Regions from separate parts of the Homo sapiens genome. Here regions 1 and 3 are each linked to region 2. Evidence: chromatin loops called from intact Hi-C (ENCODE). Cell type or tissue: HCT116. All regions are shown on one strand.

Region 1 (5,000 bases), 270 kb after region 2:
GGGTTATCCTTCCAAACCAGTTTCTTTTCTTTTCTTGAGACAAAGTCTCTCTGCATCACCCAGGCTGGAGTGCAGTGGCACGATCTTGGCTCACTGCAACTTCTGCCTCCCAGGTTCAAGCAATTCTCCTGCCTCAACCTCCGGAGTAGCTGGGATTACAGGCACACACCACCATGCCCAACTAATTTTTGTATTTTTAGTAGAGATGGGGTTTCACCATGTTGGCCAGGCTGATGTCGAACTCCTGACCTTAAGTGATCCACCCATCTCGGCCTCCCAGAGTGCTGGGATTACAGGCGTGAGCCACCGCACCTGGTCTGTTTTTTGTTTTATGAGATGGGGTCTCACTTTGTCACCCAGGCTGGAGTGCAGTGGTGTGCAATGGTATAATCTCAGCTCACTGCAACCTCCACCTCCCAGGCTTGAGTGATCCTCCCACCTCAGCCTCCCGAGTAGTTGGGACCACAGGTACAACACTGAGCCCAGCTAATTTTTTTGGTAGAGATGGGGTTTTGCCATGTTGCCCAGGCTGGTCTCAAACTCCTGAGCTCAAGCGATCCTCCCGCATTGGCCTCCCAAAGTGCTAGGATTACAGGCATGAGCTACTGCACTTGGCCATATTATTATTATTTTGAGACGGGGTCTTGCTTTGTTGCCCAGGCTGGAGGGCCAGTGGCATGATCAAGGCTCACTGTAGCCTCAACCTCCTGGTCTCAAACAATCCCCCTGTCTTCACCTCCCAAGAAGCTGGGTCCTTAGGTTTTGAAGTCATAGCATCTGCCACATCAGCGGTGTTGGGGTCCAGGAGAAGCCCAGTTAGACTGGGCGGTGGGTGGTGCCTGGTGCAGAGTCAGCACTGCTCGGTGATGGACCAGGCAGATGAGTGAATAACTGATGAAAGAATGAGGGCAACAGTCCCTAGTGGGCAGAGCCAGGGCTTTGGCTGGAGCGACAGGGCCAGGGGACCTGATGGTCTTGTGAGCAGGACAGTGACATGAAGATGACTGTAGGTAACTGTGCCTGGCGCTCACTGCTGAGCTCAGGACACAGGCTCTTGTGTCATCCTCCCATCAATCATTCTTTTTTATTTATTTTATTTTTTTGAGATGGAGTCTTGCTCTTGTCTGCCAGGCTGGAGTGCAGCGGTGTGATCTCAGCTTGCTGCAACCCCCACCTCCTGGGGTTCAAGCAATTCTCCTGCCTCAGCCTCCTGGGTAGCTGGGATTGCAGGTGCGCGCTGCTACGGCCGGCTAATTTTTGTATTTTTAGTAGAGACAGGGTTTCGCCATGTTGGCCAGGCTGGTCTCGATCTCCTGACCTCAAGCAACCCACCCGCCTTGGCCTCCCAAAGTGCTAGGATTACAGGTGTGAGCCACTGCGCCCGGCCCCTCCTATCAGTCATTTTGTAGATGAGGAGACTGAGGGTCAGACAGTTTGCTCTGCCCCAGGTCATCCACAGAGGAACGAGTAGCGCCAGGACTGAACGCAGTTCTCTGGCCTGAGCCCAAGCATGTACCCACCACACTCTACTGCCTCCATGGGCGCAGAGTTAGGGTATCCTGGTAGAAGAGTCGGGCGGAACCCACCTGCCCAGAGATCCCTGACCCCGCCCCTCTTTAGGGCACAGCCCAGCGCCTGCAGAGCCTGGGAACGGAGAAGGAGACAGCCCAGAAGGAGTGCGAGGCGTTTCTGTCCACGCGGCCCGTGGGCCCCGCTGCCCTGCAGCTGCCCGTAGCCCTCAACAGCGTGAAGAACAAGTTCAGTGACGTGCAGGTTCTGTGCAGCCTCTACGGGGAGAAGTGAGTGCTCTGGGGACAGGGCAGCCACGCAGGGCAGCAGCGTGTGGCCCAGGGAGTGTCTGAGCCTTGCCTCCTCTGCGGCAGAGCCAAGGCTGCCCTGGATCTGGAGCGGCAGATCCAGGATGCGGACAGGGTCATCCGAGGCTTCGAGGCCACCCTGGTGCAGGAGGCCCCCATCCCTGCTGAACCGGGGGCTCTGCAGGAGAGGGTCAGCGAGCTGCAGGTAAGGGACCAGCCGGGGCCTCCTGGTGTCAGGGGAACCCAGCATTCAGGGGCGGGTGGGTGGACACGGCGTCTCCCCAGCCACGAGGGTGCACGGCTGCGTCCCCTCCTCCTGCAGCGCCAGCGGAGGGAGCTGCTGGAACAGCAGACCTGCGTGCTGCGGCTACACCGCGCGCTGAAGGCCTCGGAGCACGCATGCGCTGCCCTGCAGAACAACTTCCAGGAGTTCTGCCAAGACCTGCCTCGCCAGCAGCGCCAGGTGCGAGCCCTCACCGACCGCTACCACGCCGTAGGGGACCAGCTGGACCTGCGGTGAGCGACTGGGTCCTCGGGGCACAGGGTGTGGGCTGGTGCAGAGCCAGGCATTGCTGTCTACAAGCTGTGTGATCCTGGGCTAGTGACTTCACGTCTCTGAAGCTGTTTCCTCATCTCTAAAATGGGATAACAACAGCACTTACCTCCCAGGGTGGTGCCTGGTAGAGACTGTCCCATCTCTGAATTCCCAGGGTCAGGGAGTGGGGATCTGCACAGCAGGCCACTCGGGCCTCCTGACCTGCCCCCAGGAGGAGGCTCCCATCAGCCTCCCTGTGCACCTGCCCCTGTCCCCACGGGGCAGGTCTTATCTCTGTTCTGGGCCTCGTCCTCCTGCAGGGAGAAGGTGGTGCAGGATGCCGCCCTCACCTACCAGCAGTTCAAGAACTGCAAGGATAACCTGAGCTCCTGGCTGGAGCACCTGCCCCGCAGCCAGGTGCGGCCCAGCGACGGCCCCAGCCAGATCGCCTACAAGCTGCAGGCGCAGAAGGTGAGGCTGGGGCAGGGACAGCTGCCTGTGCCCATGTGGCCCCCTAGTGGCCAAAGCTCAGAAGCGCTCTAAGGGGCTTCAAAGCCCAGGCCACGGAGGCCCTGGGCCCCTTCCCTGGCCTCCAGCTGAAATGCTCCTCTTTGCCCACAGACGGGGCCAGCCCATCTCTGTCTGGCCCGACTGGGGCAGTGGGATTTACAAGCTCAGGCCACAGAGCCCTGAGGGTTCCGGCCACTTTCTCATGCTCATCAAGCCCCTGCCATGTACCAGGCAATGTGTTCACTGGGGTACAACCCTGCACCCTGGCAGCTCCCAGCCTGGTGGGGGAGGTCTGTGATGCCGACAAGCATTGGTGGGAGAAGCTGGAGTGCTGTGGGTGCCCCCAGGCTGGACACACTTGCGGGTCAGGATCGGTAGTGTGGGAGGAAGCAAGTGTAGCCGGGGGAGGGATGAAATGTCCCATGCAGAAGGCATGGCAGTCAGGGGAAAGGAGGGGGACTCAGGGGCGAGGGCGACCAGATGGGCAGACCACACAGGCCCTTCCGGCACAGGACCCAGGCTGCACTCTCTCCTGCAGCCCCCAGAAGCTGCTGGGGAGGGGATGCTTCCAGGCCAGTGTTTAGAAGCTGGCTCTGGCTGCCATGTAGAGAATGACTAAGAGGGTGGGAATGAAGACACGGAGGCCCACGAGGAGCCAGGGTGGAAATCCAGCGGAGAGAGAGTGGTGGCCTGGCCGGGGAAGGGACCATGGCACAGGGCGAGGTGGGCAGATCTGAGATGGAGATGGCAGAATTAGGTGGACTTGGTGACTGCTTGAAGGGGACAGTGAGTGAGATGGACGGGGCCCGGTGATGCCCAGGGTTCTGTTGGGGACAACTGGGAAGAGGGGGCACCTCCACTTGAGGCGGGAACACAGGAAACAGAGCATATTTGGGGAGAGGAATGGGGCCGGCTGGGTCATGCTGAAATGAGGTGGCCAGGACAGCCGAGGGCAGCGGGGAGGTGGACGTAGGCATATGGGAGGGAACTGGGGCTGGGGGTTCCCCTAGGAGCTCGTGAGAGCAAAGATGGGTCTGGGACTGCCGGAAAATGAGAATATCTGGGGAGAGAGTAGGGAGGTGACATTGGGAAGGGGGCCTGGGACAGAGATTCTCAGCCCTGGCTGCAAACTAGAATCTCCCAGAGAGCTTTTAAAACATCCCCAGGCCAGGACCCCTCCCCAGACCAAATAAGTTGGATTATTGTGGTCAGAGCATCAGTATATTAAGTTCCCAGGTGAATAAAAGTGGGCATCCCGTATTGAGAACTTTCCAATTGGAGCCATGGTTCTGGATGAGCTGTAGCAGCATCACCTGGGGACTTATCAGAAATATGAATTCTCAGGCCGGGCGCGGTGGCTCACGCCTGTAATCCCAGCACTTTGGGAGGCCAAGGCGGGCGGATCACAAGGTCAGGAGATCGAGACCATCCTGGCTAACACGGTGAAACCCCATCTCTACTAAAAATACAAAAAATTAGCCGGGCACGGTGCTGGGCACCTGTAGTCCCGGCTACTCGAGAGGCTGAGGCAGGAGAATGGTGTGAATCCAGGAGGCGGAGCTTGCAGTGAGTCCGGATAGCGCCACTGCACTCCAGCCTGGGCGACAGAGCAAGACTCCGTCTCAAAAAAAAAAAAAAAAAAAAGAAAAGAAAGAAATATGAATTCTCAGGGCCACCCGGACCTGCTGGATCTGATGTGCAGGTGGGCCCTGCATGCCTGCCTGCCTCCCACAGGCCCCAGGTGATGCTCGCAGATACTACTGTGCTAGAACGGAACTCTGAGGGGCACAAGGCCAAAGAAAGGTGGCTCATGCCTGTAATCCCAGCACTTTGGGAGGCCGAGGCTGGCGGATCACCTGAGGTCAGGAGTTCGAGACCAGCCTTGCCAACATGGCGAAACCCCATCTCTACTAAAAATATAAAAATTAGCCTGGCATGGTGGCAGGCACCTGTCATTCCAGCTACTCAGGAAGCTGAGGCATGAAAATCGCTTGAACCCAGGAGGCTGCTGTGAGCCGAGATCACGCACTCCAACCTGGGTGACAGAGTGAGACTTGGTCTCAAAAAAAAAAAAAAGGAAAGAAAGGGATTCTGCCAAGGTGCCTCGGAGAGGAAGGAGGAAAAGCAGAGAGAATGAT
Region 2 (5,000 bases):
CCCCATGGCATGTGAGCAGGAGCGTGTGCAAGCCCACCCCTCACAGCCCCAGAGCCTGGGGCGGGGCCTGTGTGTCATTACGGTCCTCTGTGTGTTTATGGCCCGGCTAACTGGCAGCAGCACTTTACGATTTAGCTAAAGAAGAGATGTTCTCATGCTGAGCTGGTGGGCTGGCTGGAGAAAGCTCCAGAGGCCTTCTTCTGGCAAGGGCTTGGTTCAGTGTTGACACTGTGTTCTCGGAGAACTCTCTCTACTCACCGTTTACTGGATAGATGCCCATGATGGCACATGCTCTGGGAGGCACTGAGGATGCAGCAACTGCCCAGGGCACGACAGGGGAGAGGCACACAGGCTAGGGGCAGTGCCAGCATGGGCAGAGCGTGGCCGTGACTGGCCTCACTGCCCTGCTGCTGCCGTCTCTCCTGCACGCAGTTGGACAAGCTCAGGATGATCATTGAGAGCATGCTGACCTCCTCCTCCACGCTCCTGTCCATGAGCATGGCCCCGCACAAGGCCCACACCTTGGCTCCTGGCCAGATCGACCCTGAGGCCACCTGTCCAGCCTGCAGCCTGGATGTGAGCCATCAGGTCAGCACGCTGGTGCGGCGCTATGAGCAACTCCAAGACATGGTCAACAGCCTGGCCGTCTCCCGACCCTCCAAGAAGGCCAAGCTCCAGAGACAGGTGGGGCTCTGCTCGCCTCCCTCCTGCTGCAACTGGACATGGCCCCACAGAGGAGGGCCACCCTGCTGCAGACCCACAGAAGTGGGGCGGGTGTTTGGGCCTCAAGGTCAGCTCTCCGTGGCGGAGCCCTTTAGCCAGATCCCACAAGAGTCCCTGGTCTTTCTGCAGGTCCACAGCGAGGGTAGCAGCAGAACTAGCTTTGGGGACAGGAGACCATGGGGAAGAGCTGGCTTGATGGGGTGGGACAGCACAGGCCGGCTGAGGACAGATCAGTGCCCTTCGCGTGCCCTGGAGACACAGGCCCAACTGTAGGAGATGTTGACTCCCTGGCACGCGAGTCTTCCAACCCCTTCTCAATTTCCCTAGAAAGGGCAGGCTTGCTGGTGGGGGCGGGCACAGCCACAAATCCTGGGTCCTGCCTCTTGGGCTGAGGAACTCAGATTTGGGCCAGGAGAGGAGGGGAGAATAAAGCCCACAGCCCAGCTCTCAAGTGCCCCGGGACAGCACATCACTCCTGAGCCTCCATCACCTCTAATGACCCCTGACCGGCAGGCCAGGGTCACAAGGCTAGTCCATGGGGATGTAGGTGACTGACGCTTGTGTCCTGTGGGGGTGGACACCCAGAAAGGGCAGACAGAGGGCCTCCCGCACTGTTAGTGGAAAATTGTTTTCCATTGTTTTTGAGACAGGGTCTCCCTATGTTGCCCAGGCTGTTCTTGAACTCCTGGGCTCAAGTGATCCTCTCGCCTCACCTCAGCTTCCCAAAGTGCCAGGACTACAGGCATGAGCCACCGCTCCCAGCCTTGCAGATGTTTTAAGGGCCAACTTACCTGGGGCAGCAATATTATGGCAGCAGGGGGTGGGATCGCGCCAGCAGCCTCCGAGAGCCTTCCCATCCCTCCTGCCGCAGGACGAGGAGCTGCTGGGCCGTGTGCAGAGTGCCATCCTGCAGGTGCAGGGTGACTGCGAGAAGCTCAACATCACCACCAGCAACCTCATCGAGGACCATCGGCAGAAACAGAAGGACATTGCTGTGAGCGGCCGCAGGGTGGCTGGGATGGGGCCGGGGCTCAATGTGGTGCCCTAGCCCCGCAGCTGCTGGCTCTTTTTTTCTCTGTTCACTTGGCCTCCCCAGATGCTGTACCAGGGTCTGGAGAAGCTCGAAAAGGAAAAGGCCAACAGGGAGCACCTGGAGATGGAGATCGATGTGGTGGGTGCCAGGCCCCAGGAGCCACGCTGTGTCCCAGGGCGGTCTCGCTGACTGTTCTTTGAGAGACTGAGTGGAGGGGAGCTGGCGAGACGAGTGTGGGCTCTCAGAAACCTGCCTGGTGATAGGGGTCGACACCCCCAGGGAATGGGGCCCCTCCATGGCCATCTCCCAGATGCGGGGACCTCTGTCTGTCTCTGGGCAGAAAGCCGACAAGAGTGCTCTGGCCACCAAAGTGAGCCGTGTCCAGTTTGATGCCACCACGGAGCAGCTGAACCACATGATGCAGGAGCTGGTGGCCAAGATGAGCGGGCAGGAGCAGGACTGGCAGAAGATGCTGGACAGGCTGCTCACAGAGATGGACAACAAGGTGAGGCAGGGGCATGGCGGGGCTCTCCATCCCACAGCCTTGCCCCCAGGATCGGGACAGCACCACCTTCTCCTGGGTCAGCCCCCTACCTGCTTCCTTAGAGGTCCCCTGGCCCCTCTTTCCCCGCCACAGCTGGACCGCCTGGAGCTGGACCCAGTGAAGCAGTTGCTGGAGGATCGGTGGAAATCGCTGCGACAGCAGCTCAGGGAGCGCCCCCCACTCTACCAGGCAGACGAGGCGGCTGCCATGCGGAGGTGAGGCCTGGGAGGCAGGGGAGGAGGCTGGCACGCTCTTCAGGGGGTGAGGGCAGAGGGGGCTGGGGGTCTCCAGACAAACAGCTCCTGCCAGCACACAGCGGATCCTGCCCAGGACTGTCCCATGGTTGGAGGGACAGAATTTTAGAGCTTGAAACGCTCTTCTAGCTCAGGCCCCTTCGTATTACAGCAGAGAAAGGGAGGAGGGGAGGCTTAAGGCTCTCAGGGTTTGGCTGAGCTAAGCTGGGCCTTTGGGACAGGGAGAGGTCCTCAGTACCCAGAGCTGAGACAGCTCCTGGGGGCCTGGCCCATAGGACCTGGCCCGTGGTAGGCTTGAATTCCAGGATTCCCATTCGTGGCCGCCAGGGGGCGCCCGAGACTTGCACAGGGCACCCTCAGGGGCCCATGGGAAGCCTGCTGGCTTTGGGTTAGGACAGGGAGGTCTGGGATGTGAGCCCAGAGGTGGGAGCAGATGGATTCCTGGGGAGCAGGGACATGATCTGCACCCTGGTGGGCTGAGCTTCCAGGGGCCTGCAGAGCCCCAAGCCCTTCTGGGTCTTCCGGGCAGAGCACTCACCCTGCGTGTGCGTCCCATTCCTAACAGGCAGCTCCTGGCACATTTCCACTGCCTCTCATGTGACCGGCCCTTGGAGACACCTGTGACTGGACAGTGAGTGCCCACACCGCCGGCACGTGGCCTCGCATGGCAGGGCTGCGTCTCCTCCCTTCACCTGTGTCCACCTGTCCTCTCCCTTTCTTTCATGTGTCTGCTTCCAGCCCTCGCTCCCTTCCAGGCCGGGGGCGGGTGGGAAGGTTCTTTAGGCAGGTGGATTTGGGGGACCGGACTTGTCCCACTCTGACCCGCCCCTTCTCCCTCTGTCCCTGCCCAGTGCCATCCCCGTGACCCCCGCGGGTCCAGGCCTACCTGGGCACCATTCCATCCGCCCCTACACGGTGTTTGAACTGGAGCAGGTCCGGCAGCATAGCCGCAAGTATGCTATGGGACAGCATATGGGACATATGGGTCCGGGGCCAGGGCTCTGGATGGGGAAGGCAGGGGACAGGGATGACTCCGGAGGGCCCAGCGGAACGTGACAGAAGGCAGTGCTGTGGGACAGTGTGGAGAGCCTCCTCCTTGGAATGGGACAGTGGGGGCCGCAGGCCGATTTCTGAACTAGCTCCCTGGCAGTTCCCAAGGCATGAGCGTAGGAGGCAGACCTAGTCACACCTGCTTTTGGGAGTTACGGTGGGACTTCGTCAAGGGCGCCAGCTGCCTCTGAGAGCTCCTCTACTTCTCAACCTCTTCCTCAGCCTTCGGCTGTCTCAGCAACCCCGGGATTAGAGCGGTGGGGGGAGGGTCCGGTATAGCTCAGCCAGAGGGTGGGCTCAGCCAACGAAGGAGGCTGGCGGTGGGCATCTCATGCTCCCTCCGGCTCCTGCCCACCTCTCTGCTGCTCCCCTTCTCCTAAGGATGGGAGTCCATAGTTCAGAGGACTTCAGGCTGCTCTTGGAGCCCTGTGGGTTCCAGGTATGCTAGGCCAGGTGCGCCGAGATGGGAAGGCCCGGGGCTGCCCTCAGCTCCTCCACCCACAGCTGCAGACAGGCAGCAGGGCTTTCTTCCATTTGGCTGGCCTGCACTTCCCCATCTGAGGAAAGCCTTCCCGGCAAGTCTGGCCCTCAGATGCTGTGGAAAGGACTACTGCTGAGGGGTCAAGCTGCCCAGCGACCCCCAGCCTAGCTGGGTCCTGCACAAAAGGGACCCGGAACTGAAGGATTCGGCTTACACAAGGTCAAGGCCCCCGCCATGGGCCAACCCTCCCTCTGTTCTGCTCACACCCTGCAGCCTCAAGCTGGGCAGCGCCTTCCCTCGGGGTGACCTGGCGCAGATGGAGCAGAGCGTGGGGCGCCTGCGCTCCATGCACTCCAAGATGCTGATGAACATTGAGAAGGTGCAGATCCACTTCGGGGGCTCCACCAAGGCCAGCAGCCAGATAATCCGCGAGCTGCTGCACGCCCAGTGCCTGGGCTCCCCCTGCTACAAACGGTACAGGAGAGGCGGGCGAGGCCATGGGAGCAGGCACCCAGTGACCAGGCTTGGCTTCTGCTCGTGCACGGCTGTGCAAATGCCTTGCCCCACTGCTGGGGGAGAAAAGGGAGTGTGTGTGTGTGAGAGAAAGTGTGGGCGAGGGGTGTTAGTGTGTGTGATGTGTGTAAGCCATGTGTCTATGGGTGTGTCAATGTATGAGTGTGTGTAAGGGTGTGTGTGTATGAGTGCGTGTGTGTATGAGTGTGGGAGTGAGTGCGTGAGTGTGGGTGTTTGAGTATGTGTGTGCATGTATGAGTACGTGTGTATGAGTACGTGTGTGTGTGTGCATGTGTATGAGTATGTATGTATATGTTCGTGTGTATGTGCATCTTCGTGTGTATGTGCATAAGTATGTGTGTGTGCATGTATGTGTGTGTGTGACTGTGTGTATGAGTACAT
Region 3 (5,000 bases), 250 kb after region 2:
ATGCCTGTAATCCCAGCACTTTGGGAGGCTGAGGTGGGCGAATCACCTGAGGTCAGGAGTTCGAGACCAGCCTGGCCAACGTGGTGAAACCCTGTCTCTACTAAAAATACAAAAAATTAGTCGCGCGTGGTGGCGGGCGCCTGTAATCCCAGCTACTCGGGAGGCTGAGACAGGAGAATCACTTGAACCTGGGAGGCAGGGGTTGCAGTGAGCCGAGATGGCGCCACTGCACTCCAGCCTGGGAGACAGAGCGAGACTCAGTCTCAAAAAAAAAAGAAAGAAAAGAAAAAGGCGAGTCAGGGAGGCCAGGGGTGAGGCTGGCGTTGGCCCCCGTAGTCATTCACACAAACGGCTCCTTTCTGAAGACAGCTGATTGCAGGTGTGCAATGAGTGGCTAGAAGACAAGTGTCACCAGGAATAAAGTGGGAGCAGGCTGGGGCAGAGGCTGAGTGGCCAGTCATCCCTGGTGCCATCTCACTCAAGACACGGGCTGGGAGCCAAGGACACTGGAGACCTCTTTGTTTCCTCATTGCTGTCAGGGGCTGCCACTGCCCTCCCCACCCCTACTGCCCCTGTCAGCTCCTCCACCTCTAGGAATGGGGGTGTCCTGCATCCCCTCTCCACGGCCGAGTTCAGGGACTTCCCATGAAATTCAGCCAAAAAGGGCGCAGGACTTTTCTATCCCATGGGGGCCTGAGGCCAGTATCAGGCGTCGGTCCCTGGTCTCCCCCGTCTGCTGGGATCTTTCTCTCCTGCCAGGCTGTGCTTTGTCCTCAGCGAGGCCTGCCAGGATGTCCAGGTGATGTCACCCAGTCAGTCTGTTCCATCCCCTGGCTCCCCCTCAAGCCCTCCTTCCACTAAAACCACGGGGGTTTCAGGAATGACCTGGAAAGCGACGCCACCCCGCAGAAGGGGCCTGTTACGCTGGGCCAGTGAAATGAGCGCCTGGAAAGGGGGGTGCCATCGCCTCTTTCTTGAAGACGCTCAGGGCCACCACAGAAGGAAAAGGCAGCAGCCCTGGTACCCAGTGTGAGGAAAAGACCAATAAGCTGGCATCACTGTCTGCCACTCAATCTGACTTCATAAAAGCCACCAGGGGCCATTTCTGGGTGGGGGAAGAGGCAGGTAGGAAAAGCCAAGTGCATCAGGCTCCCGGGCCTCAGCCAGAGCCCAGGCTTACTGGCGCCTGAAGCCAGCCCTGGTGCTGCTGCACTGTGCACACTTTATAAAATGGGGCCAGGCGTGGTGGCTCATGCCTGTGATCCCAGCATTTTGGGAGGCCGAGGCGGGTGGATCACTTGAGGTCAGGAGTTCGAGACCAGCCTGGCCAACATGGTGAAGCCCCTTCTCTGCTAAAAATACAAAAATTTTCTGGGCGTGGTGACGGGCACCTGTAATCCCAGCTACTCAGGAGGCTGAGGCAGGAGAATCGCTTGAACCCGGGAGGTAGAGGTTGCAGTGAGCCGAGATCATGCCATTGCACTCCAGCCTGGGTGACAGAGCGAGACTTTGTCTCTTAAAAAAAAAAAAAATGGACCTTGTGCCAGTTGTCTGGAGTGAACGTCCCCTGACTGCCCCATCATGTCAGTGGAGAACAGAGAGTCAGGCCCTGGGCTGGCAGGACACCCCCTCCTCTCCTGGGGGATTGAGAGCTGTGGGTGGGGGCCTGCCTGGCAGCAGGTCCTCTGAGCTGGCTGGAGGTGTTTATTAATCCTGAGCTCCGGGGCTGGGGCCTCTCCGCTGAGCCTGCACCTGCATGTGCACGTCTGTCTCCAGCCCTGTCTGTCCTGGCCCAACTCCTTCCCTATCTGGGTGTGATCGCCGCTGCGCTCCCCTAGGCATGTGGGTGTAACAAGTCCAAACCTTCTGTGGGAGTCGGGCAGGCTCGGCCCCGCCCTCAGGGCTGTGCCCTTTCCTCCCAGACTGGTTGTGCAGGAGGAGGCATGAGTGTGGCCGTTGTGGGTGCATGCGCGTCAGGCCTGGGACCCGGCCGCCCGCCCGCTGCCTCACCTGCAAGGAGGGGCCTCCCAGAAACTCCCTTCCCCAGTGCCCAGCCGCCCCACCTCGCCAGACTTAGCTGACCAGCCAGTGAGGACGCCCGCTGCCTCCCACCTGCCCTCCTGCCGTCTTTCGCCAGCCAAGCCCAGCCTGAGCCAGCACTTGCCTTTACGACCATGTTCAAGGGGCTGAGCAAAGGCTCCCAGGGGAAGGGGTCCCCCAAGGGCTCCCCCGCCAAGGGGTCCCCCAAAGGCTCCCCCAGCAGGCACAGCCGGTAAGTGGGACTGGGGGATGGGGAGCCGGGGAACTGGGGTGGGGGTGGTGCCAGGCCCAGGTCCTTGAGCCACCTGGCGGCGGCGGCGGCCCAGAGCCCAGGACCAGCCCCGTGCTGGCATTTGGTGTCCTGAGGCCAAAGGGCCCAGGGATGGACTCTCTCCCTGCCTTGGGAGCCGCAGGCCCAGGCCGAACTTCAGCCCTGGCAGGAGGCAGGGGATGACCTGGGGCTCCCTACATCCTCTAAGGGGGCCTGAGGGCCACGGATTGAGGCCGCTTCGCGGGAGAAGTGCTGGACAGGAGCCTGCACGGAGGCCCTCCTCTGCCAGAGGCTGGGAGACAGGAGAGCCTGGGAGACAGGAGAGCCTGGGAGACAGGAGAGCCTGGCTGCCTGACTGCAGCTCTGCCCCAAGGCTCTACTTGGCTGGGATGACCCCTGGAGCCTGGGTACAGGGCATGAGGACTGAGGGGACGGGGTGGGATCCCTGGGGTAGGGATGCAGGGGCTGTGCTGCCTCCTGCCTAAGCCACAGCCCTCCCCAGAGTTCTCACCCAGGGCCTTGTTGTATTGAAGAGTTAGGGGTTCATGGCCGGGCGCCGTGGCTCACGCCTATAATCCCCGAACTTCAGGAGGCCAATGCGGGAGGATTCCTTGAGCCCAGGAGCTCGAGACCAGCCTGGACAACATAGGGAGATCTTGTTTCTGTAAAAAAATAAAAATAAAAAATAGCCAGGCATGGTGGCTCGTGCCTATTGCTTGAGCCCAGGAGTTTGAGGCTGCAGTGAGCCATGATCACACCCCTGCGCTCCCGCCTGGGTGACAGACTGAGACTCTGTCTTAAAAAAAAAAAAAAAAAAAATCCTGGCGCAATACCTCACGCCTGCAATCCTACAACTTTGGGAGGCCGAGGCGGGTAGATCACTTGAGCCCGGGAGTTCGAGACCAGCCTGGGCAACATGATGAAATCCCGTCTCTACAAAAAATATACAAAAATTATCTGGATGTAGTGGCGCATGCCTGTAGTCAGAGCTACTTGGGAGGCTGAGGTGAGAGGATCACTTGAGCCCGGGAAGTCGAGGCTGCAGTGAGCCGTGATCACTCCACTGCCCTCTAGCCTGGGTGACAGAGCAAGACCCTGTCTGTTAAAACAAAATAGAGCTGGGGCTTCCTTTTCCAGTGGGTGTGGTGCAGGGGGCACTGGGCCTCCCTTGGACCACCCGGCTCTCTGGAGCCCAGCCTCAGCAATCTGTGGATGGATTGGGCGGTGTTCTTCCCACTCACTGGCTTCAGCTCGTCTGCAGAGGAGGCAGCAGCCCGCCTGGGTCCAGGGTGTCGAGATGACCTCAGGGATGAAAGGCTGGTGTGGGAGTGGGGGTGCCCATTACCCCGATAGGGATCAAGGCACCAACAGACACCGAGGCTGGGTGTCTGGGCGGACGGGAAAGACAGTGGTTAAGACTCTCAGCTAACACTCTCGCTGAGTGACCTGTCCTCCCTGGGGCACCTGAGCCCCACCCAGGGTGGAGTGTGCAGCTCCCGGTGGGAGCAGCCATCCCAGGAGGCGGGACCTGAGGAGGGGCGCCCAGGGCCCAGCACCTGCAGCTCCCACTGTCCAGGCAGGCTCCCCAGCAGTGCGCTCCTGGCCTGGGGCAGCTCCGTCCTCAGGGCCCTGTTGGCTCTCCCCTCACGTGCGATCCACTCGTTTGACATGAACTTACTGAGCACTTACTGTATGCCAGGACTGTTCTAGGCACTGGAGATGTCACTGTAGACAGAACCAACAAGCCCCTGCCTTCAAGGCACTAGCCCTCTAATGGGATAAAAACTAACACGTGCTGGGTGCCGACCCTGCACCAGGCCTGCACTGGACGTTTCAGATGGATAAATTCAATTAATGCTCACAATAGCCCTAAGGCATAGATATTTTTATTAAAATCCCGCTTTACAAGTGAGGAACCTCAGGCACAGAGAGGTTGAGTAACTTGACCAAGGTCAAGTCCATCATCTTTCTGATGGAGAAAGATGAAACCAGGGTGTCTTGGCCACAGAGTTCTTCCAGACTGCTGTGCCTTCACCAGCACTGTCCCTTTGCCTGGGGGGGCCCATCCTTTGACCCAGTTCAAGGCTTCTCCTGCCCCAGCATAATGATCCCCCATAAGGCACTGTGCTCATAAGGCTTGGACCAATCTGCCCTCTTTTAGGTCTGCTTGACCTTGTGACCTCCGCACAGTGAGTGCATGCACACAGCAGGTGCTCTATGGAGGCTGCAGGGCGAATGCACAGAAAAAGCCCTGGGGTGGAAGCAAGGTTTCCCCTCCACCCCTGACCATGTGACTCAGAGCAAGTCAGAGCCCAATCTGGGCTTTGAACCCTCAACTCTGGAGAATGTTAGGGTGCCCAGTAGTCTCTTGCGCCTGCCCCACCTCCCCGGCTCCGACAGTGTGAGGCTCCTCTAGATGGCTACTGAAGCCAGCATGCTGGCAAGGCTCCCTGGGGTGGAGGAGGTATAGGGGAACACAGGGCTGGAGTGCGAGGAGGTGGGGATGGGGGACATGCTGCTGCCTCCCTGCCCCAGCCAGCCCAACTACCCCTCCCAGGGCCCAGCCAGGCTGGCTCAGGTGCTAGTGGCTGAGCCGGTGATTCACTGGCTCGGGGAGGGAAGTGGCAGGTAGCTAGGTGGGGTCGGGAACTCACTGCCAGCACAGCTGGCTAAGGCTGGGACACCGAGG

The links. Hi-C counts contacts between places; a loop is a spot of excess contacts. Peaks named below come from ENCODE experiments on the same cell type or tissue, not always from the same donor. Only the 100,000 strongest peaks of a DNase experiment are listed, where the experiment ranks them.
Region 1: it touches region 2 in a loop (6-fold over the local background); 36 of 110 quality-filtered maps call a loop at or near these places.
Region 3: it touches region 2 in a loop (4-fold over the local background); 33 of 110 quality-filtered maps call a loop at or near these places.

What each region holds. Positions count from the first base shown.
Region 1 is chr17:76,012,249-76,017,248 of GRCh38, reverse strand. It overlaps EVPL (envoplakin), which reads left to right. Exons shown (of 22, transcript NM_001988.4): 15 at 1,621-1,799; 16 at 1,884-2,022; 17 at 2,140-2,333; 18 at 2,673-2,823. Among named protein-coding and RNA genes, the nearest start is that of EVPL, 13 kb to the left of the region's middle. In HCT116, CTCF peaks have their summits at 2,666 and 2,866 (motif pointing left); a DNase peak (open chromatin) is centred at 2,898; H3K27ac peaks cover 662 bases.
Region 2 is chr17:76,277,548-76,282,547 of GRCh38, reverse strand. QRICH2 (glutamine rich 2) reads left to right here. Exons shown (of 19, transcript NM_001388453.1): 8 at 433-684; 9 at 1,595-1,717; 10 at 1,820-1,894; 11 at 2,097-2,261; 12 at 2,394-2,515; 13 at 3,120-3,185; 14 at 3,406-3,507; 15 at 4,359-4,559. Among named protein-coding and RNA genes, the nearest start is that of UBALD2, 15 kb to the right of the region's middle. RefSeq lists an enhancer at 4,596-5,000. In HCT116, a CTCF peak has its summit at 2,872 (motif pointing right); a DNase peak (open chromatin) is centred at 2,907.
Region 3 is chr17:76,024,373-76,029,372 of GRCh38, reverse strand. It overlaps EVPL (envoplakin), which reads left to right and starts at 2,067. Exons shown (of 22, transcript NM_001988.4): 1 at 2,067-2,272. The coding sequence starts at 2,175. RefSeq lists an enhancer at 1,598-2,485. In HCT116, a CTCF peak has its summit at 2,355 (motif pointing left); a DNase peak (open chromatin) is centred at 1,932; H3K4me3 peaks cover 1,826 bases; H3K27ac peaks cover 3,235 bases.